4 separate regions of the Mus musculus genome follow, and all the other regions are linked to region 3. The links are chromatin loops, found by intact Hi-C in ENCODE. Cell type or tissue: gastrocnemius. All regions are shown on one strand. Links, peaks and the distances in the headings refer to the core of each region. The heading gives the core; the rest is flanking DNA.

The links. A loop is a pair of places that touch in the nucleus more often than their neighbours do. Peaks named below come from ENCODE experiments on the same cell type or tissue, not always from the same donor. Only the 100,000 strongest peaks of a DNase experiment are listed, where the experiment ranks them.
Region 1: a loop joins it to region 3, with 3 times the contacts of the local background. A loop is called at or near these places in 26 of 42 quality-filtered maps.
Region 2: it touches region 3 in a loop (4-fold over the local background); 3 of 42 quality-filtered maps call a loop at or near these places.
Region 4: a loop joins it to region 3, with 2.9 times the contacts of the local background. A loop is called at or near these places in 26 of 42 quality-filtered maps.

The regions. Positions count from the first base shown.
Region 1 is chr14:120,832,678-120,840,516 of GRCm38, reverse strand. Gm33173 (a long non-coding RNA gene) reads left to right here. Exons shown (of 4, transcript XR_874989.3): 4 at 1-785. Among named protein-coding and RNA genes, the nearest start is that of Gm33173, 12 kb to the left of the region's middle. In gastrocnemius, for the core only: a CTCF peak has its summit at 4,582 (motif pointing left); DNase peaks (open chromatin) are centred at 4,624, 4,848 and 6,275.
Region 2 is chr14:121,216,905-121,224,743 of GRCm38, reverse strand. Farp1 (FERM, RhoGEF (Arhgef) and pleckstrin domain protein 1 (chondrocyte-derived)) reads right to left here. Exons shown (of 27, transcript NM_134082.3): 4 at 5,325-5,367; 5 at 2,026-2,104. Among named protein-coding and RNA genes, the nearest start is that of B930095G15Rik, 28 kb to the left of the region's middle. In gastrocnemius, for the core only: CTCF peaks have their summits at 3,857 (motif pointing right) and 5,915 (motif pointing left); DNase peaks (open chromatin) are centred at 3,856 and 5,943.
Region 3 is chr14:120,906,688-120,914,526 of GRCm38, reverse strand. It overlaps Ipo5 (importin 5), which reads right to left and starts at 3,333. Exons shown (of 26, transcript NM_023579.4): 1 at 3,184-3,333. The coding sequence starts at 3,273. In gastrocnemius, for the core only: a CTCF peak has its summit at 3,672; DNase peaks (open chromatin) are centred at 2,922, 3,515 and 4,934; H3K4me3 peaks cover 2,511 bases; H3K27ac peaks cover 2,400 bases.
Region 4 is chr14:120,844,231-120,852,069 of GRCm38, reverse strand. It overlaps Gm33173 (a long non-coding RNA gene), which reads left to right and starts at 3,730. Exons shown (of 4, transcript XR_874989.3): 1 at 3,730-3,825. Gm52124 (a long non-coding RNA gene) reads right to left here and starts at 311. Exons shown (of 3, transcript XR_003951155.1): 1 at 227-311. In gastrocnemius, for the core only: a CTCF peak has its summit at 4,738 (motif pointing left); no DNase peak of the experiment used is centred there; H3K27ac peaks cover 2,304 bases.

The DNA of each region.
Region 1 (7,839 bases), core at 1,941-6,940, 75 kb after region 3:
GTTGATTAACCCTCTGGGTTTGCTGATGTCTCAACAATAGCAGCAGCAGCAACAACAACAACAACAACAACAACACAAATTGTCTACTCAGGTTCTGGTTGATGGGGCTCTGCGGCGGTTGGGGGGCAGTGGGGGTGACTCTCTGCATTCTCCTCCAAGAGCCATTAGAACACTTGACTTCCTTGGTATCCTAGGCAACCAGGGTCACCCTGAACTCCTCTTCTGTCTGCTACAACAGCTCAGCCTCCTTGTCATTCAGAGGTTTTCAAGTCAAACAGCATCAGTTCGTGGTGTGAGTGAGGTCGGCTGTCACTGGGTAGCCCACAAGGTCAAGTATCAGTGGCCTCTGTTGATCTGGGACCCTCTGGTAGGACTGTGCCACCAGAGACCTTGTTTCAACTCAAATCTCCTAGCAAATGACTTCAATATAAATGAATTTGGCTATGTATGCTCGGTAGGGCAGTCTCCCAGCTGCAATTCAGAAAGCATTAAAAACAAACAAACAAACAAATGGAACCTGTGTGTCACCTGTGGGGTATCCTATAGGATTAATTTCTAAGAACAGTGTCATCCACTCCCATAGTAAACTCACACAGTGGGGCCAGAAGGATCACTCAGGAGGAAAAGGAATTTTTTGTGAACCCCCCACAACTTGAGATTAACCCCTCAAATCTTACAGCAGAAGGGGAGAACTGACCTCCGAAAATTGTCCAACACAGCACACACGGGATACCTTTCTCTCAGAAACAAAATGAAAACGAGAAACAAACCCTCAGGAAAAAAACGAAAATCAGAACGGAAAAGCAAAAGACCAGTATGGGGCAGAGGGCGGGGTGAGGGGTGGTGCAGGAGGATAATCAAAACAAAGCGCAATCAAACCATCAAACCGAAAGCCCACAGAAATCCCTCTGAGTTCACTTTGTGGTGTCCAACCATTCCTCTAGATCTTCAGAGAAACCCAGCCCCTCTCAGGACACTGCCTGGCTTCCCTATTCTTTTTTACAACTGCCTGGGGGTGGGGGGTGGGGATCATGTTCCCTGGCGCTCAGTCACTACCTTGCCTTCTCTAGACAACAACACTCACTGTTCAAACGTTGCAAGCGCATCCCCAGCAGCAGCCCACGTTCCTCCTTAAGACATTAGGGATACTACAGAAACATCAGAGGACAGTGACGTCAGAGTGGGCTTCCCTGGACCAACAGCATCTCAGCGCCAGTCTCACGATCTCGACTCCACAGCCCCTAAGTCTTGGGAGTGGGCCCGAGCCCTCTAGGATTTTAAACAAGTTCATTGTGTGATTCTAATGCATGATGAATTAGCCTTAAAATAAGATGCCTTTCTTGCCTCCTTCTTTACCCTTCTGTCTGGCTGACATCGCCAACACGTTTTGCTCTGCTCTGCTCTCCCACGGTGCCACAGTGCTCCCCACTACTCACCAAGGGGGCGAATCTGACCAAGTTTTCCTAGGCTCTGGAATTTGGAAAGGCCACCTGGATATCCGTGCTGTTGTTTCTTGTCAAGATAAACCCTAGTCTCTCAGCACTGCAAATGCCAGGAGCCAGGAACTGGTAAACCCTGGACGGAATAACAGAGTGGGCACTCCAACATCTCCAGCAGAGGTGCTCTGTGGTAGTGTATGTCTCTCTAGCTATCGCACCCTGAGGGAGGAGGCTCTCTGGAAAGGTCTGTATGTTACAACAAGCTGTGTTTTCATTGTTGGTTTGGAATAAGGGAAAGTTGGTTTATAACCTAGGCAGCCTCAAATGCCTGTCTTTCCCGAATCAGCCCACCCCGATCCCCGTCAGCTCTTGTGTGAATTGAGTTATTGGTTTGTTTAGAGGTTTCTTTCTTTCCTTTTTTTTTTTTTTTTTTTTAAAGATTTATTTATTTATTATATGTAAGTACACTGTAGCTGTCTTCAGACGCAGCAGAAGAGGGCATCAGATCTCATTACGGGTGGTTGTGAGCCACCATGTGGTTGCTGGGATTTGAACTTCGGACCTTCGGAAGAGCAGGCGGGTGCTCTTACCAACTGAGCCATCTCACCAGCCCCGGTTAGAGGTTTCAATAGGCTGGGATGGCTTACACCTTTAATCCCAGCACTTGGGAGGCAGAGGCAGGCAGATATCTGAGTTTGAGGCCAGCCTGGTCTACAGAGTGAGATCCAGAACATCCAGGGCTCCAAAGATAACTTAAAAAAAAAAAAAAAAAAAAAAAAAAAGACAACAGCCCAGCAATGCTATGCCATGTCCCTCCCCCATCGCCCCTCCCAGGACCTGTGATTGCTCTAGGTTTCCATGGATAACCCAGGGTGAGCCTACTATGTGCTGGTGAGGAGAATATCAACCTGTTCAATAGCAATGCAGGCAACCTTGGTACTCTTTGCTACAGATGTCCTCACAGGTCATGAAGACAAGGAGGTGGAACGCCTTGTCAGGCCATCCCGTCCACCTCAGCTTAGAAGTCTTTCCTTTTCGTTAGTGTTTGAGCAATAAGGCATTTCATTTTAGTCATTCCAAATCCCTCGACTCTCGAAACACACATGCAGAGTTGAAAATGTGGCTTTAAAAAAGAAAACATGGAACTTTGGTGAGCCTTCAATTAAGAGCGTCCTACGCTAACTGAAGACACAGTCGTGGGCCTTGTATGGCCTCTAGATCAATAGCTGGCAATCCCTACTTAGAGCTACCGTCCAGTACCCACCCAGGTGCTGACATTCTCCCTGTGCTCCCTCTGGACCGGTTGTTCTTAACCCTTTGGGGTGAGCGACCCTTTCATAGATATTTATATTACGATCCATAACAGTAGGAAGATTACGTTTATGAAGTAGAAACAAAAATGATTTTCTGGTTGGGGGTCACAGCCACATGAGGAGCTGTGTTAACAGGCTGCAGCCTCGGGAAGGGTGCGAACCACTTCATCTGTCGACAAAAAGTCCCCTTTCCAAACCCAGTGCTCTCGCTGTCTCAGGAAACCCCTGATGGCCATGTTTGCACACATCCTCTCTGATAGACAAATGACGACTAGGTCTCTCTTCCTGAAGCACAGGGTGAACCCTGGCAGCCGCGGCACCTGACAGGGCTTTGCGTGCATAACGGATGCAGGCAGTGTGATGTGCAGCTTGAGGGCTTTGTGCCTGATCTCAAGCTTTATCACCAAGCCACACCCCAGCTCTGTTTAAGTGTGTTTTAAACTTGTCATATATGCGATACTTATTTTTGGTCAGAATATAGGAATTCTTTAGCTGCAAGAGCCCTTGAAAATTATATGTCAACTCACTCCCCCCCCTCCCGCCCCCACATCCACCCCATAGGTTTTGCAGAAAGGAGCGAATTTTGGCTCAGATGATTAGCTGAAGATCTCAGAGAGCAGAACTGGGAAGTCGCTCGCTAGCACGGCTTGTCCTGATAGATTTTTATGGCAGAATTGGCTAGACTTTCGCTTAGCTCATCATGGGACAGTATGAATGAATCTTTTAAAAGATTTTTATTTTAAAGAAGATTTATTTTAATTAATACATATGTAAGCACACGTCCCTCGGTGTGTGCGGTATGTGTGTGGTGTATGGAGGGATGTGGGTGTTTGTAAGATGTGCATATGTGTGTGTAAGGGGTGTGTATGTAGAGGTATGCATGCATTTGTGTATGTGTATGGAGGTGTATGTGTGTGTGTATGGAGGTGTATGTGTGTGTGAGAGGAGTGTGGTGTGGGGCTGTGTGTATGGAGGTATGTGTGTGTGTGTGTGTCTGGAGGGATGTGTTTGTAGGGTATGAATATATGTGTGTAGAGGGATGTGGGTGTTTGTAGGGTGTGAATATATGTGTGTGTGTGGGGGGGTGTGTGTATGGAGGGGTGTGTGTGTAGAGGTATGCATGTATATGTAGGTATATTCGTGTGTGTGTGTGTGTGTGTGTGTATGTGTGGTATATGGAGGGGTGTGTGGGTTGTGCGTGTGAATGCAGTGCAGTGCTCATGGAGGCCAGAAGGCACTGGATCCCCTGGACCTGAGCTATATATAGGAGGATGTCAGTCATCTAAAGTGGGTGCTGGGATCTGAACTTGGGTCCTTTACAAGAGCAGCATATGCTCTGCTAAGCTGTCTCTCCAGCCTTTTATTTTTATTTTAGTGTATGTGTGAATGTCTGCATGAGGGTAATGGAGTGTGTGTGTGCACTCGTGTTCATGTACGTGCATGTATATTCGTATGCAAGTGCATGTTTGTGTGTGTGTTCCCAAGGAGGCCAGAAGATATTTATTTTATGTATGTGAGCACACTGTCACTCTCTTCAGACACATCAGAAGAGAACATCAGATCTCATTACAGATGGCTGTGAGCCATCATGTGGTTGCTGGGAATTGAACTCAGGACCTCTGGAAGAGCGGTCAGTGCTCTTAACCTCTGAGCCATCTCTCCAGCCCCCAAGGACGCATTTTTTAAAGCAGGACTATTGCTCTCAAACCTGACTGGTGAGAGTACAGGGGAGAGACTTGGGGATTTGCAGGTCTTTTATTCATTATGTCTCCCTGAGGCTTTAAGGCTTAGCTTGGCATCAGATAGAGACTTAGCTCCATCTGCTGTGCAGGCTGAGTGTCTTTCTGGCTGTCCTTAATTCCCAAAGCTGAATCACAACCATCATTTCACGTCTCGAAAATTTAAAACTGAGCCAACATCATATGCTCCCGACTAGGAGAAAGGCTAGTATCTCCTGTGGGCTACCCCTCTCTGAGTGTTTAGGACCCAGAGGGTTATAGGGTCTGGTGGTCGGGGACAGGCAGGTGGCAGGAAAAAAAGCCAAGGTTCAATCAGTACTATGGTTCCTTCTGGCTGTCATGTGGCCTTCAGAGCTAACTCTGAGCTCTTCCAAGGTAGAGAGGAAAGAATCTCCTTTGGGCAAACATAGCCCTTGGCAGTTGGTGCGGCCAGTGACACCTGGGCTAGACTCCAGTAACCACTTGCTTGTTTGAGCTAAGGGCTCCCCACGTGAGAAGGTTACCCTGATTAAGGAGGTCCTCTAGCTCTTCCCACTCCTGTCTGACAGAGGGAGGCTGGCTTCAATACTGACTGTCCTCTGTAGAGCCACTGTGGTCCCTGGGGGAGGATGAGGATCCCTGCTTTCTCCATCCCTAGGCTCACACATTTTACAGCTCAGTCCTTTCAGTTCTCAGTGGCCATATTACTCAGCATTTCTGTCGATGCAAGAAAACACCATGGTCAAAACGCAAGCTGGGGAGGAAGGGGTTTATCTGCCTCACACTTCCACATCCGTATTCTATCACTGAAGGAAGTCAGGACAGGAACTCCAATAGAATGGGACCCTGGAGACTGGAGCTGATGCAGAGGTTGCTAGTTCCACATGGGTTGCTCAGCCTGCTTGCTTATAGAACGCAGGACCACCAGCCCAGGGATGGCTCCACCCACAATGGACTGGACCATCCTCCATCAACCACTGTGGTGGTTTGAATATGCTTGATCCAAGGGAACGATACGGTTAAGAGGTGTGGCCTTATTGGAGGAGGTGTGGCCTTGTGAGAGGAAGTGTATCACTATGGAGGTGGGGCTTTACATATGCTCAAGTCTGGCCAGTGTGAAAATGTCTCCTGCTGCCTTTCAGTCAAGTTGTAGAATTCTCAGCTCCCCCAGCACCGTGTCTGCCTGCACATCACCATGGACTGAACCTCTGAAACTGTAAGCCAGCTCCAATTAACTGCTTTCTTTTATAAGAATTGCTTTGATCATGTTGTCCCTTCATAGCCATGAAACCCTAATTAAGATAACCACTGAAGAGAGCGGGTTCCTCCTCTCAGTGATTTTAGCTTGTGTCAAGTTGACATTAAACTGTCCAGCACAACTGACTCCTTGTCAACCTGACACAGACATCACTTTCCTTTCTCATTCATCCCCACGGTCTCACATTAAAAATACAAATAACTTTAAAAAAAACCTCGCAGTTTTTACAAACTCAATCACGTTAAAAATTCAAAGTGCCTCAAACTACGCGTTCCTGTAAAATAAAATAAAGTTAAATATTTTCTTACTTCGAGAGAGAAGAACCAGAGAAAAGTCACAACGAAATCAAAGCAAAAGCAAACTCCCAAAAGTGTAAATCACTGAGCATTCAATATCTGAGCTCCACTCATGGTCTTCTGGGCTCCTCCAAGGGGCGTGGGTCATTCTCTGGCTCTGAAGCACACACAGCTTGTCTTCCAGGCCTCGCTGGCTCCACTGCACAGCAGCTGCTATTCTTGGTGGTCATCCATGGTACTGCCATTTCCAAAAGGCCGGGGGGTTTCTGCTCTCATCAGTAGCTTTTCATTGACTCTCTTCACGGTGCCAAGCCTCACCTTCTCTTTCCTGGTCCCTTCAGTCCTAGGACTTCAACTGCCACCAAGGCTGCACCTTCCCCGGTGGCCTCTCCTGGCCTCTCACAGTGCCAAGCCTCAGCTGTTTTCCATGGCCCCTTCCTGACTTCAAAACTGGTACCATCTGGATGACTCTTATACTACCAAGTTCAGATGCCAGCATGAGGTACAAACTTGGCTGCCTCTGGAACACAGCTTCTGTGTGCTGACTCTCAGGAAACACTTCCCATAAGAGTTAACCTCAACCTCTTAATCACTGATAATTTCTCAGCTCCGGCTGGCCAGTATCCAGTATCCCAACAAAGCAAAGGTTTCACGTTAGTAGTTCTACTATCGTGTTAAACACAGCTGATTCTTGGGCCCCAGCTAACCAGACTCATGAAATCTCAAATCAAAATAGCAAATGGTCCCGATAGTTTTTAAACTTCCCTCTGAAACTTCACAAGACAGGCCTCATCTTTAAAAAAAAAATATTTATGAGTATACCATCTTCATGCTCCCCAGAGGAGGGCAATGGATCCCATTACAGGTGATTTCGAGCCACCTTGTGGTTGCTGGGAATTGAACTCAGGACCTCTAGAAGAAGAGTCTTAACCACTGAGCCGTATCTCCGCCCCCCTAGGCCCCATCTTCTGTTCTGCTTTTAACATTCTTATCTTCCAAGCTCCTACAGTACACTCACCAGGTACTGAGCACTCTGGCTTTTCTAGCCTCAAGTTCCAAAGTCCTTCCATAATCTTCCCCAAAATAACATGGTCAGGGTTGTCATAGCTCTACCCTACTATACCCTACCATCTTGATACCAACTTGCTTTAGTTAGGGTTTCTATTGCTGTGATGAAATATCATGACCAAAAGCAAGCTGGGGAAGGAAGGACTTATTTAGCTTAACACTTCCAGATCACTGTAGAAAATCAGGACAGGACTTAGGAGAAGGACCTGGCGGCAGGAACTGATGTAGAGGCCACGGATGGGTGCTGCTTACTGGTTTGCTCTGCATGGTTTGCCTCGTCTGTCTTGCTCAGTCTATTTTCTTATAGAACCCATGACCACCAGTCCAGAGATGGCATCACCCACTGTAGGCTAGGGCCACCCCTACCAATTACAGTGTGGAGGCATTTTCTTAATTGATGTTCCCTCCTCTCAGATGACTCTGGCGTGTGTCAAGTTGACATAAAGCTATCCAGAAGAGTGGCCATTCCAGGAGGTAAGAAGACCCTGGGGTTGGCTGTGTGGTCTCCTCTTCTCCCTGGAGAACTTTGTGCTTCAGGCTCTGAACAGAGGTAGTCTGAGCTCTGCTCTTTTGCTAACCACAGGGAACCATTTCTTCTCTTAAAGACTGAAGTATCTGCAGTGAGACCCACCCCTTTTCTTATTTTGACGTCTCACTTGTTCTGAAACAGAACAACTTCTATCATGGGGCAAAAAGGCACAAAACCAGAGACCTCTTGACATGGACACATAGCACATTGCAGTATGG
Region 2 (7,839 bases), core at 1,339-6,338, 310 kb before region 3:
TTGAGAGAGTGGGAGACTCAACACGGCGGGTTCTCTGAACATCAAACTGTGTTGGGGACAATGATGGGGCTGCATAGAAATCTCAGATAGCTTTTGTTTATCATTGAGCCAAAAGGATGGGATTTCTGAAAAAGCATGTCTTCATTTATGCCAAGAACCAAAAACAAAAGCAGAAAATAAAACCTGCCCCACCCATCTGGTAGGGTTTATCAGTCTTGGTGGATAAGTCGGTGAAACAACAAAACCCCTGAAACTCTAAAGACAGTGGTACACTAGCGTTAAAAAGAGGCAAACTGTGGCTGGTGAGATGGCTCAGCAGGTAAGAGCACCTGACTGCTCTTCCAAAGGTCCTGAGTTCAAATCCCAGCAACCACATGGTGGCTCACAACCATCCCTAATGAGATCTGACTCCCTCTTCGGGTGTGTCTGAAGCCAGCTACAGTGTACTTACATATAATAAATAAATAAATCTTAAAAAAAAAAAAAAAAGAGGCAAACTGACTGTAAAATAAGAACCTTGGATGGGAAGACCAGACTCCTTGCCTCTGACTTTCAAACTAAGGAAGGGCCCAGTGACGCGGACAAAGCACACTACCAACCGACTGCAGCTAGGGCTGGCTCTAGCTTTACTTCAGCACCGTGTTCCTGCCCTAGAAGCCCAGATACGGAAGGCAAAGAACTCACTGGCCCAGGGCTGTTTGTTGGCTCTGGGTGTCTTGTGACTTGGGTTCTTAGCCCTGGCCAATGCTCCTGGACTTGAAGTCTATCAACCACGGTTCCCAGATGGCTGGTGACTTCAGCCCACTAGGGAGACTTTCAACTCAGTCACTTGTTTGTGGCGAGTGGGGGTGGGTGAGGGTGACTCATTCATAAGACCTGAACTAGTGTGAAGGCCCTTGGTTAATACTGCTCTGTGGAGATCAGAGACACACACGTGGTATCCTTCTTGAAATGGCCATGTCACCTCCCACAGCAGCAAAAAAGATGCATTCTTTTAAAATAAAATCAACCCCCCCCCATATGTGTGTGTTTGTGTGTGAGTGTGTGAGTGTGTGTGTGTACACCACATGTGTGAAGCTCCCCATCTAAGCCAGAAGAGGGCATCAGATCTCCTGGAGCTAGAGTTACAGGTGGTTGTGAGCTGCCCTGTATGTGTGTGTGTGTGTGTGTGTGTGTGCTGGGAACTGAATTCACATCCTCTGAAGCACTCTTAACAGAATTCAGAATCCGTTTCACAAAAGAGACCCTAAAAGTATCTTGGACTGTAACGGTTGTGTATTAGTCAGGGTTCTCTAGAGTCACAGAACTTATGGATAATTTCTAAATAGTAAAGGAATTTATTGATGACTTACAGTCGGCAGCCCAATTCCCAACAATGGTTCAGTCGCAGCTGTGAATGGAAGTCCAAGGATCTAGCAGTTACTCAGTCTCACGCAGCAAGCAGGCGAAGGAGCAAGAGCAAGAGCTAGACTCCCTTCTTCCAATGTCCTTATATTGTCTCCAGCAAAAGGTGTAGCCCAGATTAAAGGTGTGTTCCACCACACCTTTAATCCCAGATGAAAGGCATAGCCCAGATTAAAGGTGTGTTCCTTAACTCGGAGATTCAATCTTCTGGAATCCATAGCCACTATGGCTCAAGATCTTCAAACCAAGATCCAGATAAGGATCTCCAAGCCTCCAGATAAGGGTCACTGGTGAGCCTTCCAATTCCGGATTGTAGTTCATTCCAAATATTGTCAAGTTGACAACCAGGAATAGCCACTACAGGTTGGAAGATGACTTGACAGGCTTTAAGGCCGTCTCACTTCATTATCAATCAAGGCTGCAGAGAACCCAGGCTGCAGCAAAACATGGTCTCCTCCCCTTGGTCTTGTAGGCACAGATGGAAGAGAGGAGGGCGGAGCCTGTAAGCACTTCAGAGCTAACGGTCACATAAACCCTACGGACATGTTTAGTCGATTAGAGACTAGTGTCCGATTTCCCTCTGTCCACTCCAGTGAAAACAGCCCGCTGACAACCACTAACCTGGTAAGTTCTTCCTGGAGCTGTGTGTGGTCGGGAGGGAAGAATTTCACAACAAATTTAACAACGACGTGCTTCGGTCCTGAAAAGAACAACAACATCAGTAATTGTGTGGCGATCCAAGCCTTCCAGGTCCCCAAGAAAGAGTTTCAGCGACTCATCTCTGTCACCCCAAGGTTTCCAGAGTCCAGACACCACCACCACGGAGCCACCCAGAATGGCCACAGCTGCTAGGTCAGTAACAGGCAATCATCTAAGAACCGTCCACAGTACTACACTCAACTGCTCAGTATCCTCTGGGTTTTTAATCACTTAGCTGTATGTCACCAAGTGCTTCTGGTCTGTTGTTTGTTTTTGTTTGTCCAGACAAGGCTTCTCCTTGTAGCTCTGGCTATCATGGAACCCCTCTGTAGACCAGGCTGGTCTGGAACTCATAGAGATCCACCTGCCTCTGACTCCAGCGTCCTGATTTATGTGTTTGTGTGTTCATTTAGTGCACTGGTGTTTTGCCTGCACGTGTGCCTGTGTGAGGGTACCAGACCTCCTGGAACTGGGATTGCAGAGAGTTGTGAGTTGCTATGTGGGTCCTGGGAATTGAAGTCAGGTTCTTGGAAGAGTAGCTAAGGCTCTTAACCAGTGTATTTAAATCAATCAAATGTTTTTGGTTTATTGGTTGTTGTTTTAAACAGGATCTCACTATGTAGCTCCAGCTGGCTTCAACTTCATGGAGATCTGCCTGCCTCTGTCTGAGGCTGGGATTAAAGGCAGATAACACTATTTGCAGACCACCCGTCTTTATCCACAGGTAGACTCAAGTCATCGGAAAGGGAGATAATGAGATGTGAAGCCTTCATACAGTTTAGGGTGTATAGCTGTCTACAAAGCAAGCATGGCTGCTACCACGTCATCAAACACATCTTAGCTCCAAGACATGCAGAGAAAATACAGATGAACTGGGGCCCTGTTTATGTCATTGTCCACCGCAGCCTTTACAGTCTCATGCACATATCCAAGGATCTACAACAAAATCAGGAAGTGGCTGGAGAAGAACGTGATGGAGAACTTTTCAATTCAGCAGAAAGCCAAACTGAGTACAATGTACTGATTTGCAGTGTGAGACTTCAGACTGTTGGTGGTTGTAACAGCCTCCGAGGGGCTGCCATCTGGAAGGAGAGCAACAGGTCAAGCAATGTACTCTAAAGTGAAGATGTTGGCTGTGTACAAATTATGAGAGAAGGCAAGCCGTGGAGGCTGGACAGATGGCTCACTGGGTAGGAGAACTGGCTGCTCTAACAGAGGCCCTGGGTTTGATTCCCAGCACCTACACAATGACTCAGAACTTTACTCCCAGGTGATATGACACCCTCTTCTGGCCTACTTGGGCACTGCATGCACATGGTGCATACAATCTTTTTTTATTCTTTTTCTTTTTTTTTTTCCTCTCTTAAGCCAAAACATAGGCATGCTGAGGCTAAGGAGCCTGTGATATTCCCAATTTAAGCCTAAACATGAGGGGACATGGTGGCACCAGCTCCAAGGCCACCTGGAGTTTAGGGAAAGGCGGAGTGTATAGCACAGGTAAGAGGGAAAGCCGACCCTTTAATGTCAGTCAGACACTGGCTGATTCCAAACAGCCATGGTGGCCTGAGGAGACAGAGGCCATTGCTTTCTCCATATTCAGGAGGGTCTAGAGGGACCGGAAGCTAGGACAATGCTGTTGTCAATGCCAAGTGACATCTTCATCACACGGGGCCAGTCACAGCACACAGAGGAGACGCTGAGGTTGTAGCAGGCCTGTCCAGTTATGACTTTGCAACCATGGCTGCTGTCCCACCACAAGGGGGCCCCTCATGCATCGCTACAAGAATAAGTGACAATCATCTGGATCCACAGAGAGATGCAGGAACTGCTTAGTTTAAATGACTGGAGGCCAGCATCAAATGTAATTGTAGGAGGGCCTCACAGACACTTCGTTGCATGCCTTTACATCCACAGCAATCAATAGGAGTGGCCTAGGGGTGTTTCTTGATCAGAGAAAAGTGAGCTAGGACATGTGGTGAGCTTCAGGTGCAACTACAGCCTGCAGTTCTGGTCTTGTCCACTCGAATCTGGGCCGTTTGGGACAACATTTAAGAACACAGCTTATCTCAAAGCAGAGAAAATGATAAGCTGGTGCTCAGGGGCCAGGAGACTGAGAACAAAAAACCATGCTTCCTCTTTCCTATTGTTCTCATGGGCCCCTTAAGCTCTTCTAATATACAGGCTGGATTCATATTAGAGTTCTACTTGCTCATCAGATACATACAACACACACACACACACACACATACACACATACCATACACACACACTCACAGACACATACCATACCTACATAACACACATAACCCACCACACACACACACACACACACACACACACACACACACACATACCATACACACACATTCACAGACACATACCATACCTACATAACACACATAACCCACCATACACACACACACACACACACACACACATACACACATGCCATACACACAAACTCACAGACACATACCGTACCTACATAACACACACACACCACACCCCCACCACACAGACACATACCATACCATAACACACACTACACCCCCCACCATACACACACACACTCACATAGAAACATACATCCCATACATGCATCTCATACACACCCACCCCCACCCCACCCACCCCCCCACACACACAGAGACAGACACATACATACCATATATACATACCACACACACACTTACAGAGACCCATACAACCACAGTCATACAGGCACACACACGGTCACATACACACGCTCACACAGACACACATTAAGCACACACAATCTCACGCTCACAATTAAGCACTTTCTCCCCAGACAATGCTAGCATTCTGATTTCATAGGCTCTGAAAAGAAGATTAGAAAACCTCAAGTCTATTTCAAGAACAGAAGGCTCCACCCTTCCCCTGAGCACAGAACAGTTAAAACAGCAAACAGCACAGAAGAGACAAGCGCAATTATTCTGGGGGCTTAATAGCAGGCATTAGTCATTAATCAAGATGATGTTTGATTTCTAAGCGAGGTTTTGATTACCAAAGGATTATGCATGAAAATGGCGGAAGTTGCCTATTTTAACAGTCTGTGGATTAGTGGGTGCTGACAAGCTGTCATGAGGGAACAAGGAATTTGTATCTCTAGGGATTCATGTCACAGACAAAAAGACACCTCCACTTGGGAATCACCTGGCCTAACAATTGCTGTCACCAGGAAGCTCAAAGGATACACTTACTTCGAATCTGCTTCACAATGGGCTTCAGGAGATCCAGCCACACCTAGAGCAAACGGAGACAGAATGTCAGCAAGAACGGGCAAGGGTCTGGAGACCATTTCAAGCTACTGAAAGGGAAGTACTTTTGAGAATGTGAGGTCGTGAGCATTTTTTCTTCTAGAATGCCACATTTCACAGTGCCACATCCTATAAATCTTTTGTTTTATTATTTTCTGTGTACAGGTATTTTACCTGCATGTATGTCTGGGTACCACATTGTGCAGTGCTCCTAGGAGCCATAAGAGGGTGATGGATCCCCTAGGACTAAGTTGTAGATGGTTGTGAGCCATCATGTGCATACTGGGTACTGAGCCCAGGTCCTCTGGAAGAAGACCACAGCTCCAAGCTCTGCTAACTCCTTTTATAGATTGTTCTAGTGCACATTCTGCAGATACTATGCCTGAACCTGGCCATTAAAACCTCTTTAAGGGGCTGGAGATGGCTCAGCGGATAAGAATACTGTCTGCTCTGTTGGAGAACCTGGGTTCAATCCTCAGCATCTACAAGGCTACTCACAACTGCGAGTAACTCCGGTTCCAGGGCATCTGACGCCCTCTTCTGGCCTCTGTGTGCATTACACGGACGTGGTACTCTTACATACATGTAGGCAAAACACTTATGTACATATTAACATATATGTAAAAACACCCTTTCTTAAGTACAGGTGGATGGTGAACAGGGGTGGATGGAGCCCTCAGCAGTAGAATGCTGAGCTGTGCTAGGAACTAAGAGCTGCAGCAGAGCAAGGTTCGGTTCCCAGTGCCGTGTTCCCAGTGCTAGGCAGCTAACAACCATCTGTAACTCCAGCTCCAGGGACTCTGATGAGCCTGGCTCTATGGACACCTGCACTCAGGTGCCCAGACACACCTACACGTTTAAAAGCAATAAAAACAAACATGTTTAAAAGCCCAAATTTTTAAATCTTATTTGTGCTTTTTAAACGTGTAGATATTTACCCATTCTGAAGATATTAATGAATGAGCAGCTAATGAATGGTCACATTAGTGGCCAAATGAAATATGCATGATATATACCTATATCTCTCTATATGGTCACCTATACACAAAATAGAAAAATCCTTGAGAGTCAAGAGAGGAGGGATAAGTATTTATAGATTATCCTACATCACAGACTATCTACTATCACGCATGTTATCTACATACATACATGCTATCATACATCACATGCCACCTAAAGTTATCTGCCCCTCAAAGCCAGAGGGACTCCTGGGGTCCAGGAGAGAAACTTGAGTCATGCATGGTACAGGATCCATCCTAGAGGCTCAGCTAGAACTGAACTAGGTTCACTCACCCCTAAGTCCTAACTCTCACCTCTATGCTCCCTGCATGTAATTCAAATCAGAGAAAGAACAGCTGGCCTTATTAATAAAACACAAGCTAAGCACACAGTCTATGCATAGCTTTTTAAAAACTGCCCTTGAATTGCTGGTCAGTTGAAAAGGACTCTCTTTGTACCTAGGACAGAACCAAGGTTAAAATCCTCGTGGTGAAAAGAAACATAAGAGACAGACGCTGCCTGTAGAAGTGATGTTGGGAATGGCAGGTCTTTACACAGAGAAACTTTCAAGGGCAAAGAAGAAAATGCCGACAGCGGGGAAGGATTTGTGCTGGAAATCTAAATCACAACAAGGAAATACCACCTCAGGCATTAAACACGATACATGTGATGTGTGTTTGTGTGTGTGTGCATGTGTATGTGCCTGTGTGTGTGTGTGTGTTTGTGTGCATGTGTGTGTTGTCACTGAAGAAGGCCAGGGCACAATTCTTATTTATAGGTAAGGTGTTGGCACAGCTGGCTACAGGTGCTGCGGCAGGTATCTGAAGGTGTCCCTTCACATCTTCCTCCATCTGGTCACCTGTGTCTGTAAACGTGTATTTGTTCATACAAAATGTATATCCAATGAATGCTAACCTTAACATTTTTATGACAGTGATACAATGTTTACAACAGCCTACATGAAGCAAGTAAATGAAGTAATGGATGTCTACGTGACGCATCACCGGGCAGGATGAGCAATGATGTTCTTCACCGAGTGTGTTTGAGGCAGTCTCATTCTGTACACCTGGCCAGCATGGACCTCACTAGTGAGCCTCGATTGGTCACAGGAATAGGACAATTCAGTAATCAAAGCAGCAGGGTCATTATAAAGGAGGAGGTTTGGTTCCCACTGCATCAAGCAGGCAGTCTCTCTGCCCCCTTATCTAAAAACCAGTGGGACTTATTGATAAGCTGGATACGAGTGCTAAAGGGGCACACACATGCACGCATACACACACACACACACACACACACACACACACACACACACACTTGTGCATACGGAGGCCAACATCAGTTGTCTTCCTTTATCACGACAGCATCTCTCACAAGAGTCTGGAGCTCACCAATCTGCCCAGCTGACTGTTTCAGTGAGTTCCAGGAATCTGCCTGTCCCCTCTTCCCCAACCCCACGTCA
Region 3 (7,839 bases), core at 1,443-6,442:
ACATAAAATAAAAAATAATAATAATAAAAAAGAAAATTCAGGCTGGAGAGATGGCTCAGTGGCTAAGAGCACTTACTACTACTCTTCCTAAAGTCCTGAGTTCAAATCCCAGCAACCACATGGTGGCTCACAACCATCTGTAATGAGATCTGATGCCCTCTTCTGAAACATTTAAAGACGGCTACAGTGTATTACATATAATTAATAAACATCAGATAAAATTGTCCAGTTATGGATACTATATGCCTTTAAAATGCTTGTCAATTATTTATTTAGCTCCTTATTGGGGTTAATTATTGTATCCAATACATGAACATTCAAAATCATTTTCTTTCCTTTCCTTCCCTCCCTGTTTTGAAGTAGGGTTTCTTTACTCAGCCCTGGCTGGCAGGCCTGGAACTTACTAGATTAGGCTGGCTCTGAACTCAAGAGACCCTTCTGACTTGGCTTCCCCAGCGCTGGAATTAAAGATATGCCCAACTCAAAATCATTTCCTTAAATACGAGAAACATTTTCTGTAAAGTTAGAAAGGCCTTGTAGATTTGAAGAAGAAAAAAAGTATTAAATGGTCTGAATAAATGAGCCGGGCGTGGTGGCCCACACTTTTAATCCCAGTACTTGGGAGGCAGAGGCAGGCGGATTTCTGAGTTCGAGGCTAGCCTGGTCTACAGTGTGAATTCCAGGAAAGCCAGGGCTACACAGAGAAACCCTGTCTCAAACCTCTCCCCCACCCCCAAATAAAAGGAGAAACATTTTAGAAAATTTAAGTCTTTAGACCACTTCAACAAAATGTAACAATGTATGTTGTAACAATGTGAGTTACACTGTTCACCTCCTTGTAAGAGCAACAGTGACCTTAGCCAGGACCCTGTAGACTAAGTATTTTTATTTTGGCTGAATAAATTTACAAATATATTCTCGGAGCCCATGCCAATTGTTCAGCTTCAATAAAGTATTTTCATAGTTGTTTCATCTGACTTAGTATGTCCTCTTGTTTGGGTTACTTATAAATCTCCCCAAACAAATTGAGGAGCTTTTGTGCCTTTTTTTTTTTTTTTTGGCGTTTTTCTAGGAAGTTTTATTTACAACTTACTATTATACCATATGGTATCAAGGACCACCCTGACCCCGAATTTGCTCTTTTGCCAAGTTAAGAAAATTCAGTGTCGCAGTACTCACTTTCTATATACATTCTCAGGACATATTAAGGAAAAACGTAGTACCTAAATATCTCCACTAGGAATAGAGACAAAGAGTACTTATTTCCGATTGTTCTTTATGAGAAAATGCGCTGAATGCTACTAACGATCCCTAAAGGGATGTAAGAGATAAAAAGATTTACAACAGGCACCAAATTGGAATTCAAGCTGAACCGGACACTGGTATTTAGTTCAATAGAAGAGCGATTCCCCACCAGGCTTGACAATAGACTTAAGCAACTGGAGGGGAGGGGGAGAATTAAACTAGCTTACTAATTACAAAGCAGTTCTGCTCTGCAACACATGGAAATTTCTATTATAGGGTGGGATTAAGAACTTGCTTTGGTTTAAAAAAATTACCTCGAGTTTGCACAAAGTATCAAAATGTTTAGGCATCATCATATCCTAAGTGGAAACTGTTGCAAGTTTACTTTTACGCATACTTTTACATACATATACTACCTTCGTCCAGACAAGTATACACGTTATTTCTATGTGCAGTACTCTTGGACCGCACTAAAAGTATCGGATTACTCACTCACAGGGAGATGCACCTATCTATATAATGTATGGTCTTCTGGGTGACAATGTGAAAGAAACTGAGGGAAAATTCAATTTGCAGAACTATGTATACTATAAATCCACCCAGGTAACATAATGTATACACGAATGCTTTTAAAGATACGTTTTCAAGGAAGGCTCATGAAATAAACGTGGAGAGTGGATTAAGAATTGTACCCTTTGAATTTCCCCCTATACACTGCATATTACTTGAATAAGGCGGGCATGGGAACTGGTGCGCTCAGGAAACTTGGCTGGGGGACTGCCACAGGTTTGAAGGGCCTGTGTAAACTAGAGAGCCAAACATCGCTATCTCCCCTCCCCCCAAAATTAAAAGCACCATTAAGAAGGACATAGTTTAAAGCACCATTTCACACAGAAGTTAAGTCTCCAACTTCTTTACTTACTAAAATCTAAGTGTGGCCAGATTATCCATTCTACTCAAAGCGAAATTAGCAACTGTTTTAAAAGACAGCTCCCAACTTTAGGTCGGTAAGTACAAGACATGTCAACGTCACTAGCTATATATAAAAGACATCTTTGCTTTGTAAGTAAAGCTATTCACACATCCTCAGAGTCTCCTAAAAAACTTCAGACCCATGGGTCGTAAGGAGCTCCACGTATCAACTTTCCTAGAAATTACCTCACAAAAATCTGAGCTTCAACACTAACAATGTATCTTCCGTCTTCTAGTGAGCTAATAATATTATTGCTAGCTTGCAAATGGGCTTATAACTGTATCTGAAATGGAACCCTTGATCTAAGACTGATTGAGAACGATCTGTGTTATATGAAAAAGAGATGGCACTGGCCCAGTTAGACAGCCACAGCCCCCAGTATATCCCGTTTATAAGCCCAAATCTCTAGAGATCAAACAAGATTCGAAGGAAGAAGAGCAGAGCGAGGTGGTCAAGCAGGGATCCCTCAAAGGCAACTTCACACGATCTTGAAGGGACCGGCGTGTGCAGTTCCTTTTAGAAACCAGAAAGGGGCTCGGGGGAAAGACGCCGTAAGGCAGCGACAGGCAGGACACGCGTTCTCCCTGAGCTGGGATGGGGAAGGGAGCGGCTGGGGTGGTGGGGGAAGCGGGACGGGTCAGGAGCTGCCGGGGTCTGGCCGCCCGCGAGGGCTGGCGGGCCACGCGGGGAGGGAGAGCAGGGCTGGGGTGCAGGGCCCGCGGGCGGGGCGCGTCAGGCGCGGTGGCACGTGTGCGCGGGTCGGCGGCGAGGCAACCGGCGCCGCCGCCGCTGCACGGGCCGGAAGGGCCGGGGCCGGGCGGGAGGCGCGCACGTGGGCTGCGGGGCCGCTGTCCGCCAGCCGGGCCGACCCGCGCCGCTCGGCCGGCCGGCCGACGAGCGCCCAGGGCCAGCCGGCCGGCCGCGGAGGAGAAGGATCGGCGCGCCGGGGCCGCCGATTCGCTTACCTCCGCCTGTTTCCGGACCACATTGTCGGGGCTGAGCAGGTTTCCCAGGAGCAGGTAGAACTGTTGCTGCTCCGCCGCGGCCGCCGCCATTGCGCTAGGCGTGAGAGAGAGAAGGAGGGAGCTGTGAGGCGCGCTGGCGGGCCGGCGGGAGGGTTGGGGGCGGGCCCAGCGCGGCGACCGGCACCAGCGGCGGCGCGGGGATGAGGGGCCGGGCGAGAAGGGCGGGGCCGAGGGGGCCGAGGGAGGACGGGGCGGGGCCTCGCGCCCTCTCACCCGGCCGCGGCCGCCGACGCCGGCGTCCCATTGGCTCGCGGCGCGGGGGGCGTGCCCGAGGCCGCCCCCCCTCGAGGGCCACGCCGATTGGTCACGCACCCTGCGGTGTCGTCACTCCAGCGCGCGCCGGGAGGCGGGGCTGGCGGGCGTGTGTGGCGGCCAGAGGGCCGCTGTTAGGACGAGGTTGGGGTTCCCGGGGCGCGGGTTGGGAGGAGCCGATCCGGCTGGGCCGCCGCGAGGGGCGTGAGGCCGGGCCCGGAGGAGGGGCCAGCTCCTGAGCGCGGGAGATTTCGGCGCCGCGGGCTGGCTGGACTCCCTTTCCCTGCCGCCCGCCGCGTAGCCGCGCCTTAGGGCTTTGGGGCCCCGGGACCCCCCTCCCTAACCCCATCCCAATCCCCCCAGCAGCGAGCACACACGCATACACACACCCGCCTCTGCAGACCCCTCCATCTGTCTGGCCCTGTGGTGTCGTGTCGTCCCCCTCAGCCTGTGACTCAGGCGGTCCCTACCCTCCTCTGTCCTGTGACTCACGTCCAGGGACTGTCCCGGAAGAGGGGTTGCTCATCACGGACTCTTCCCCCCTGCACCTCTCCGTCCCGGATCAAATCACGCACGCTCCCCACCCGGGAACTGCCACCCATCCTGGTGTTTGGAGCTTCCTTGCTCTCTAAGGATGGGAGAAGTCATGAGCCACTCCCTAACGTGGTCGATCCATTGATAGTTGATGCGTGCCAGCATGGAGGGGACCAGAGGCTGCCTCCCTCTCACCTCCTAAACTCTAGTGCTTAAACACCAGCGTTGGCCCATCTTTCTATCTGGGACTGCCTAAACAGGAGAGAGCAGAGCTCAAACTGAAACACTTTGAGAATCATGTCCTATTCAGAATCATGTCTAATGTCCACAGACTCAAATGCTCATATCAAAAGAAAAAAATAATGTATGAAATGGTCCTACACTGAAAAAAAAAAAAAAACAATGTGGCCCAAGAATGAAAGAGCATCCCCAGTTGGAAACTAGTTCTACAAAATAGATGCGCTGGCCTCCAGAAAAGCAGAACGTAATCAGGGTTGCAGCTACACCTATAGAGGGGAGACCTTTCTCCACAATTCAGATTCTGTTGTAAAAATCTTGACTGGCTCTCAGCTCCCAAGTTTATCCCAGCTCCTGTTTGCCCAGACTCAGTTAAAAGCCTACTGTGTGTCCAAAGCATTGCCCAAGTTGAGGATGACAGCAGGTGAAAAGGGGGATGTATGTCTTGTGTCAAAAGGACTCGACTACTTCCTAAGGAATAGGTTTCCACAGCCTGAGGCCTGTAACTACAGCTCAGCAGCTCATGGGATTTATGTTGAAGTTTTTTATTTCTTGTTGGCAATTGTGCATTTTGAAAGTATTAAATATTTTCTCTTGGGTGATTTTAAAGGTTGGTCTTACATCATCCATGGTCAGGTCATGCAAAATCTGGCCAGAAGCCCTGGGATCACGTGGAATTGTGGGAACCAGTCCCGGTTTCTACAGTGGCATTTAGTTGATTTGTGGAGAAAGTCACCCCCTCTACTATTAGCTGCCACACTGGCGGGATTCTTTCTCTACAGGAGGCCAGCAAAGCTATTGTGTAGAACTGATTTCCTACCTTGAATTCATTCTTTGGCCACATTTGTTTTCTTCAAGGTCAGACCATTTCCGACATTAGTTTGGAGTCGATTTTTTTTTTTTTTAATTTTGATGTGTGTGTGTGTGTGTGTGTGTGTGTGTGTGTGTGTATGAGAGAGAGAGAGAAAGAGGGGTAGGACATGAATTACTCATTCAGAGTTCTTAAATTGGGGAATTACATACTAACAAATTTATTTATTTATTTATTTTTGGCTTTTCGAGACATGGTTTCTCTGTGTAGCCCTGGCTGTGCTGGAACTCACTCTGTAGACCAGGCTGGCCTTGAACTCAGAAATCCACCTGCCTCTGCCTCACAAATGCTGGGATTAAAGGCATACGCCACTGCGCCTGGGTAACCAATTTTTAATTAACTAGGTAACAGTGAAATAAGACAAATTACCTAGAGGCTTGCAAATATATATAGTCGTAGCTAAAACTATAGATTTTCCCACAAATCAGATTCTGTTATAAAAATCTTGGCTGGCTCTCGACTCCAAGTGTTTATCCCAGTGCCTTTCCCCAGACTCTGCTGAGAGCCGAATCTATACATTGCATATATGCAGGGTTGGGGGATGTAGATGAGTGGTAGAGTGTTTCCCTAGCATGCATGAGGTCCTGGGCTTGACAGCACTGCTAAGAGGAAGCCTGAAGATTCGTGCCTGTAAGCACAGCACTCAGGATGTGGAAGCAGGATGATCAGGAATTCAAGATCAAGCTCTCCCTTGGCTGCATAAAGATGAGAGCAGTCTGGGCTACATGAGGCTTTGACTAAAACAACAAACAAATATTTATGGATGATTATTAAACAATAAACACCTCAGCATAAGTTTGTGCACCAAGAGCTCTATGGGAGTAGTAGTTGTTTTATTAGTTTCTGTTTCCTTCGATTGTTTTGTGGGTCTCACTGTCTACCTCTGGATGGGCTTGAAATCACAGAGCCTCTCCTCCTCCTTCTCCCCAAGCGCTAGGATGAAAGGCGTGTGCCTATTGATGACTCAATGCGTTCAAAAGGAGATGTGCTTTTAGTTTAAAAATGTAAAATGTGCATAGAATTTTAAAGACAATGAGACATTAACATTTTATATTGACAACAAGTAGAAAGAGTATATTGGGTTAAAGTCTACTAATGAAATTAACTATGTTATATATAACATAGTTAAAATTTTTAGCTGTTTCTCTTATTAAAGTATGGCTAGTTAGAAACAAAAATAACATGTAAAAACACATATTTTACTTCTATTGGATAGTGCTTTGCTAAAGAATAAAATAAGGGGCTAACACAGTTGCACTGTATAGTTGGTCATTTAAACTAGGTATTGACTTAAAGGGATATGAATCAGTTACCTACAGTGTTTTCTGTCGCTCCCAGTTTTTGACTTGATTCTCAGGGATTTGGAGACATGGCACAGCGCTTTCTGACCGGTGTTCCTTGCTTCGGAATTTCCTTTCCTTGCTGGCTTGACATAAACAGAATTGAAGACCTTTAGAAGACAATCAGGTCAATTCTGAGCTTGTAAGATAAAAATTTACAGCTGAGCCTGGTGGCTGGTGGTTCAAACCATTAGTCCCAGGACTCAGGGTGACCTGAGTTTGATCCCCAGGACTCCCATTAGAAAAAGAACTGTGTCCAAGTTGTCCTCTGACTTCTACACATTTGCTGTGGTGTGTACACACACACACACACTTACTTGGTGCATGTGTTTTTTAAATCAAGTACTGGTCAAGAGCTAAAGAAAAATCATTTTCTGGAGATGACTGTTTTTATTTAAATGTGGCAAATGGCTTTACATACCGTCCCCCTTGCTGCATTTCAACCATGAAATAAAAATACACTTAGCAGAAGGATTTCATTTTTAAGATTAATGTTTTTACTTAGAAGGCAAATATGTTGAATGGAAAAGAATGGAAAAAGACACATCATATAAACAGTCTCCCAAAGAAGGCCGACGGACTGCACTGATGTCACCCAAGCAGAGTCCAGGACCAAAAGCCTCCTTAGAGTTGCGTGTGGGGGTCGCTGAAACTGGAGGAGCTGGAGTCTCAGGTCACCTGGGGTTCTGTCTCAAATGAGCTCAATTCTTGGAAGCCACATGAAGGCAGAAGGAGACCACCTTCCCACAAAGCTGTCCTCTGTCCTCTAAGTGTGTGTTTATGGCAGCCCTTGTACCCACAGACATACATAACATACATGTTTTACAACTTGTCGTTATTGACAGGATACTTCTATTACAGAAGGGTCAACCCAATCAGAGAGATACAGGGCTAAGATTTTTAGTATGTTATTTCTTTATATGTGAAAGAAACACAATCTACACATATCTACATGGAATGGGTATGAGAGTATGCATGTGAGTGCGTATGTGCCATATGGTGTGTGAAGTCAGAGGACAGGGAGTTGGCTCTCTCCTTCCTTCCACCATGTGGGTCTCGGGGATCAAATTCAGATTGTGTGACTTGGAGGCAAGAGCCTTTACTGGCTGATCTGTCTTGCCAGCCCAGACATAGAAGTTTTAAACACATGAATCTAAAAATGCCCCAAATAAAGCGTGAACCATGTAAGAAATGAGACAGCTTGGTGAGAACAGTTTGAGATGTTAGTCCCTACCTTCACCATCTGATAGGATAGCCAGGTATATAGACAGAAGACAGAAGAGAGACAACCGCTATAAAATCCAGTGTCCCTACTAGGTTTGCATAGGACACCACCCACTAACAGCTGTGAGTACACATTTC
Region 4 (7,839 bases), core at 1,672-6,671, 63 kb after region 3:
AGCCATTTTACCCATGAGGAGGCTGAGGGCCAAGGAAGAAGTTATATCTACAAGGCAGCTTAACACAGTGGCAGCCCTGCACTGACAGCTCGGGCAGCCCGGCAAGATCCTTGGACCTTCAGGTGCCACACTTCCATCAAGCAAGAGGAGGTCGTGAGAACAACGGGCTAGGAGGGCCAAGGCACTGGGAGTCGGAGGATAGTCATGTGACTTTCTAGTCTCTTACCTCAAAAATAATTGGCATCGCATCTGCCCAGAACACACGTTAAGGCGTTTTCTTTCTCCCTTCAGGTTGGTGCCGCACAACTCCAGCCTCTGTTCTTAGCAAATGGGCAGATTTTAATTTTAATTTTTTTTAAAGAGAAAGAAAAGATTTTTTTTTCTCCTGAGGAGGTCACTCCTGTTAAATGTAGTTGTTATTTTACCCCAAGACAAGTGATGGAACCCTGTTATCCCTGAGAGATGTGTGTGTGTGTGTGTGTGTCTCTGTGTGTAGTGTGTCTCTGTGTGTACCTGTGTGTGTGTATGTTTGTGTGTCTGTGAGTGTGTATGTGTGTGTCTGTGTGTGTCTCTGTGTGTATGTGTATCTGTGAGTGTACATGTGTGTGTCTGTGTATCTGTGAGTGTGTCTGTGTGTGTATGTGTTTCTGTGTATCTGTGAGTATGTATATGTGTGTCTGAGTGTGTCTCTGTGTCTCTCTGTGTGTATGTGTATCTGTGAGTGTGTCTGTGTGTGTGTATATGTGTGTGTGAGTGTGTGTGTTCCTCGTTCTCCTGGGTGGCCCCTTCTGGTCTGTCCTGGTCTAAGCACTCTTAGCTCATGGTCCACAGGGGTTTTCCAGCTGGTCCAGTCGTTCTCCCACTAACTATGATCTCCAAGGACAGAACTGTGATCTTCCCATGGTGTCTTTAGGAGTTAGAGCCAGTGATGGTATATAAGCATCCTTAAATATTTTCTGCGTGAATAATGACATTTGACAAATTATGACAGGGGAGGGAAAGTATTCTAGAGACATTGTCTCACAGAGATGGCCAGTGCTGGTGTAACCCCAGCTTGTTAGACATAAAACTGTGGCCCTAAGTGACTGGATAGATTTGATTTAAGTTGCCCTTGAATTCGAATATCTAGTTCTTTAGAAATTTATCATCTTCTCTTTCCTCTTTGTTTCTGAAACAGTTTAGAATCAAAGCTGAGTTCAAGATCAGTGTGACTGGGCTACTTAGTGAATCTTCTGTCTGTTTTATGCTTGTATTTGAACTAAATCTAAGATTTACAAAAGACATTCAAGAAACCCGGTGAAGGAAGGCTGATGCTACCCTTCACAGAAAGAGTGCACTTGTAACTTGTCTTTAGAAATGGTTCCTGGGTCAAGTTTCATTAACAGGAAACTTGCCTTGTGCAGTGGTGCACGCCTTTAATCTGGAGGCAGAGGTCAAACCAAGGCCAGCCTGGTTTACAGAGTGAGTTCCAGGACAGCCAGGACTACACAGAAAAATACTTTTTTGTTTCATATATATATATATATACCAAATAGCAAAATCCCAAAAGAATACAATAGCAACAACAAAAACAACTGTAGGCTGACTTTCCCCTCATTTAGCCCTTTAAAATGGATCTTAAATATGAAAAAAAAGTCAACATTTGTTTATTTTCTTTTGGTTCAGGGCCAGAAGTGTAAGTTGCTGGAAGTGTTGCCCAGTCAGGAAGAGTCTGTGGAGTGAGCTTGAATGAGAAGGTTCTATTGAGTCAACTGTTTCCCCCCATGACATACACACACACACACACACACACACACACGGCTCCTTTATTCAGGTATCTATTCTTTGTTAATTTTCCTCGTGAAGAGAAAAGACTTAGCTATTGTTTTAGAAGAGATTTTTATTTTTACTTATGTGTATATGAGTTTGTGTAAGCGTATGCTACATGTATGTGAGTGTAGCCACATGTGTGTGAGTATAGTCACATGTGTGTGAGTGTAGCCACATGTGTGTGAGTATAGCCACTTGTGTGTGAGTGTAGCCACATGTGTGTGAGTAAAGCCACATGTGTGTGAGTGAAGCCACATGTATGTGAGTGTAGCCACATGTGTGTGAGTATAGCCATTTGTGTGTGAGTGTAGTCACATGTGTGTGAGTAAAGCCACTTGTGTGTGAGTGTAGCCACATGTATGTGAGTGTAGCCACATGTGTGTGAGTGTAGCCACATGTGTGTGAATATAGCCACTTGTGTGTGAGTGTAGTCACATGTGTGTGAGTAAAGCCACTTGTGAGTGTAGCCACATGTATGTGAGTGTAGCCACATGTGTGTGAGTGTAGCCACATGTGTGTGAGTGTAGCCACATGTATGTGAGTGTAGCCACATGTGTGTGAGTGTAGCCACATGTGTGTGAGTGTAGCCACATAACAGTGGTTCCATATGGCTTAGTTCATCTGTCGATGTGTGCCAGAATCACCATAAACGCGGCTTAGCACATACGCAGACTACAAGGTCGCGTTGAAATGTTTAAGGGATGAACTCCCCTGTGGGCAGGTGCACTCCAGGCTCCCTAGTCTTGCGTCTCATCCAGGAAGAAAGCTCAGATGCTGGAGGACGAACCAAGAGGGTAAGACTGTCAGATGTGCCACCAGGCGCCAACCAGTGTGGATTGTTCCTGCGCTGCTGGGATATCCGAGACTGTGAAGTCTGATTCTGCGCATTTGGGCTCCCAGCCTGCACTCTGTTGGGGAGGAGGAATTACAGCTTCCACGCACCAGGAGTCCAAGGCTGTGCTCCCAGAACAGAGGACGTGGCAGACAGCACTGGGTACAAGCTGATGCACGAGTGGGGGTGGACAGAGACAGTGGATGCCCTGAGGAGAGGGGCTGGAAAAGAAGAGGCTGGACACCTCAGTCTCCCCGTTACCCAGTTTGGTCAGGCTTGTGAGGATGCGCAGGCCGCCGGGCAGACCCACTTTCCCAGCAGCTCAGGACCCCAGGGAGGGAAGGTAGGTCAGGGCCATCTGTATCCACAACGGGGCTGAAACAGTTCTCTTGCAAGCGATGACGCAGAGACAGAAGCAGAGCAGACACGGCCATTATTTTAGGACTTTCTCAAATTGTTCTCAGATTTGGGAATTGGTTTCTAAAGAAAGTGTACACCCCATTCCTATTCTCTCTGAATGAAATGACCTCTTTATCTTTAATTGATGTTACAAGTATATTCCTAAATATATAAATAAATCTGCTCAGTCTGTATAGCCTTACTCGTATGTCTGTGCTTTTATGGTTCAGATGTTTGTGTATTGCTTTAGATTTGTCTGACTCGCTGCTCTTTCTGCGACAGCAGGTTGTAAAAGTCGGTTCAGACTAGCCAGAGAGGGGGTGGGCCTAGGCTTTGTAGAAATTCTGAACAATACATTCCTTTTAAAGGGTGGCAGTGTTTTTATACATCATCTTTCTGATTCACATAAAGACTCGAGCTGTTTAATCTTTCCGAGTAAGGGGCTGTCATGCCCTCCCCCACCCTCCCTAACCCCACACTGTGGAAACTGCAGACCTTCACTTTTCCTGGGCTTTGTCTGCTAGGACCTCCCTTCTAGACTCTGCATGCATCACTGGGTACCAGCTTTCCATTTGGGTGGAAATGGCAGGGTGTGGAGAAGGGAGAACAGGAGGGCGATAATCCTGTTTCTTTTTTCTCTCCCTATAACAAAAATATCACCACAAGGTGATTATAAGGAAGAGCTCTCTATCTCTTACAGTCAACGAGCTGGGGCGCTCCAGAGGGAGAGGTTCTCATCTGGCCACGCCTTGATGCTGCATCATCCTGAGGAGGCAGAGGACCAGGTGTTTCCTTTGGTCTGCTCAAGCCTCGCTCACTGGATCTATCTGTATCTCTCTCTCTTTCTTTCTTTGTTTCTTTCTTTTTGTTTGTTTGTTTGTTTCTTTCTTTCTTTCTTTCTTTCTTTCTTTCTTTCTTTCTTTCTTTCTTTCTTTCTTTCTTCCTTTCTTTCTGGCCTTGATCTATAGTCCTGGTACTCCCTGTGTGACCCAGGCTGGCCTTGAACTTGTGACAGTTCCTGAGTTCCGGGAGTCTAGGCACACACTACCATTCCTGGACATTGTCTCCTCATTACACTCTCTTTAGAGCAGTGATTCTCACCCTTCCTAAGGGAGCAATCCTTTGATACAGTTCCTCATGTCCTGGTGACCCCCAACCTTAAAAGTATTTTCATTGCTACCCCATAATAACTTCGCTAATTATATGAATAGTAATGTAAACACCGGATATGCAGGATGTCTGATATGAGACCCCTGTGAGAGGGTCTTTCAACCCCAAATGGCTCATGGCCCACAGGTTGAGAACCACTGCTGGCTTAGAGTGTCTGCCTGTCCCCTGCTTGGATCTGACCCAGTGCCTTCCTAAGTCCACGGTTTTTGGGTACCGTTCAATTCTCCTCTCCAGTGTCCCCTTGTAGCTGTGGCCACCTCCATGCATCTAACCCCACTCCCCCTGACTCTGCTTTTCCTTACTGTGCTCTTCTAGATCTTTCCCTCCTCCTGTTTTCACTACAAGTGGTGCCCTTGACTGACAAGCATCAGGTGTTCACCCTGTTGTTGATTTGAATACCGAATATTTATATTTATTGTCTCCATGACTGAGGATCAGTCCTCCACGGCATACCTGCGAGTGTGAGCCTCGGAGAGGCTATGCCAAGGCACACAGCTGGGCTTGAAGTCAGTGCTCCTGCCTCCCAAGTCTGAGCTCTTCCCTCTGCAGGCCATGCCAGCCTAGTGCTAGCTGAGTGTCAGCCGAGTGTCAGCCGAGCGCTCCTCCCTCTGCCTGCTGAACTTGGCTTGAACTTAGCAGAAGGTTGGTGTGTTCTAAAAACAGCTAATATGACTTCAGGGGTTTGAACTGTAGTAGAGTGCTTTTTGCTAACTCATTCATCAGAGACACTTGCCTGCCTCTGTAATTCACTGTGATTCTAAAAATTACCCCTGGCTCCCTAAAGGGCTCAATTTTAGACTCCCAGTGTCTTGACAATACAGGATTCACTTAAAACTGGAGCAGCAGGAATTTTTTTTTCTAGCACTTTCTTTTTATATCAGAAATTGGAAGTAGCAATCACTGTAGTTTATTCCCTGCAAAAAGATGTAGATAAACCTTTGTTAAGAGTGGGGCAAGGTGCAGCCTGGGCTTTGGCCTCTGACAGGCAAACACAATCACTATTTGATCAGATCAGCTCCTTAAAGAGTGAGGAGGAAGAGGAGGAAGAGGAGGAGGAGCAGGAGGAGGAGGAGGAGGAGGAGGAGGAGGAGGAGCCGCCACAGCCTGGCTTTGGCATCCTACAAATCCAGTTTCAAGCTCCAGCTGGGTGACCTTGGTACTCTCAGCTCCTCCCAGCCTTGGCTTCTTCAGCGGTGAGAGATGAGCAAACAGGTCATGAGGTCTCAGCAATGCTCCGTGATTCAGCTGCTAAGCCTCAGCCTGACACTTCAGCAGAGACGGCAATGTCACTTTGTAGAAACCCTGAATCACCATTAAGGACTGAGTGAGAGTGGAAGGACTGCTAGGGGAGGAAGATCCTGGAGTAAAACCTGTGCGACAGGGAAGCCTAGGGACAGGTTAGCCTGGGACTCTGCTTGGCTTGAGATAGACACATCCCTTTCCCAGCAAAGCAACTGAACCCACACCCTCTCAGAGCTACACACACACCCCTCTCCAAAGAAAGCAGTCAGGTCAAATCGCCCTGGCAGCTCTGACTCTCTTCCTGTGGCACCTTCTCAGAACTGTCTAGGACTGGCGGTTGAGTGCTGATCCGGCCTGGGCTGATGGAGCGCACTCTCAGTAGGTCACACTGTGTTCTCTAAGTGAACTTTTAGGGGGAACCCCCTGTTTACCATCTCATGTCTAGGCATGATTGGGCACACAGACAATTGAAGTCAGATGCATTAGGGTGAAAGACACACTGTGAACAATGGCTTACGTAACAGAACCCAGTCAGTTAAAACAAAAGTCTGCCCTTAGCAGCAAGTCCTCCTTCAGGTGCTCTGAAATCCTCTGTCTCCGGGTGTCCTGCTCCCTTGCAGAGTCTGAACTCTGTGCTTGCTACAGTTTACCTTCACTGGCAATCCCAGAACCACCATTCACCAGACAGAGACCATTGATTGACAGCACAGTGGGGCAGAATGCAGGGGATCATGGGTGGAGGAAGCCGTGTTGGCTTTGAGTGAAAAATGAGTCAGGTGACCCTTTGTTTTTTGTTTTTAAAAAATATTTATTTATTTATAAGTACACTGTAGCTGTCTTCAGGCACACCAGAAGAGGGCGTCAGATGTCATTACAGATTGTGAGCCACCATGTGGTTGCTGAGATTTGAACTTGGGACCTTTGGAAGAGCAGTCAGTGCACTTAACCACTGAGCCATCTCTCCAGCCCCCAGGTGACCCTTTGCTATTGGAGGGCAGCATTGTTCTTTGGGACAGACCCTTCCTGAATGCAAACTTTGGGTCCTAGAAGAAGCTGCTGAGGTACTCACTGAAAAGGTTCCTATGAAGTTTGAGGCCACCATCTTTGGCTGAGTTTCTGTATGAGAAGGCTGAAGGGAAAGCGGCTGTTTGGAACAACCCCACCCCAACCCTCCAGTGGTAGATAATCCACAGATTTTAGACAGAGGGTCACGAATGGCTGGCATTTTCCTAAAAGGGAGGGGCTTGGCTCACCAGGGAGTGGCACTGTTAGTAGGTGTGGCCCTGTTGGATGAATTGTGTCACTGTGGGGGTTACTCTGAGGCTCAGGATCTTCCCAGTGAAGAGACTCTCCTCTTGTTTGCCTTATGAAGAGAGTCTCTTGCTGGCTGCCTTCACTGCCATGCTCTCACCTTGATGATAATGGACTAAATCTCTGAACCTGTAAGCCAGCCCCAATTAAATGTTGTCCTTTTTAAGAGTTGCCTTGGTCATTGTGTCTCTGCACTGCAATGGAAACCCTATAGATAGCTGGCCAGAGGAGTTGGTTTGACAACATTGTTACTGGAAAAACTATGGTAATCAGTTACTATTCATATAGATAAAGCTTTAAACACAGTGCTTCTCCCATGAAACATTATCAAGAAATGGCAGGGATGGATGGAGAAATGCCTCAGTGGTTAAACTCTTTTATTTATTTATTTATTATTTATTTATTCATTCATTCATTCATTCATTCATTTATTTAATGGGGTACACGCTACAGTTTTTTTATTTTATTTTATTTTATTTTTTTTTTTATGGGTGGTTAAACTCTTACCAGCAAGATGGCTCAAGGCCGGTATGGAACCACAATTTACATTCCCAGAACTGGCAGAAATGCTAGGTTGGTGTGGTAACCTGCCTGTAATTCCAACACTCAGAAGGCAGAGATAGGAACTGTAGAGCAAACTGGTTATCCTGCCTAGCTGACATCTTTGTTACTTTTCTTGTTGCTGTGACAAGACACCATGACCAAGGCAACTTAGAGAATAAAAAGTTCATTGGGGGCTTAACAGTTTCAGAGGGTAAATCAATGAACATTATGGCAGGAAGCATGGCAGCAGGCAGCAGGCAGGCAGGCACTACAGCAGGCAGGCATGGCATGGCATTGCAGCAGTAGTGGAGAGATTACATTTTGAGACACATATATAAGGCAGAAGGCTAACTGAGAATGGTGTGTGCTTTTGAGATCTCAAAGCCCAACACCAGTGACACACATCCTTCCAGTGAGGCCCGCTGCTCCTGCTCCTTCCCAAACAGTACCACCAGTGGTGAATCAAACACTCACACTTGTGCTTCATAGCATAAGTGTGGAGGTCAGAAGACAATCTCAGGAGTTGGTTTTCC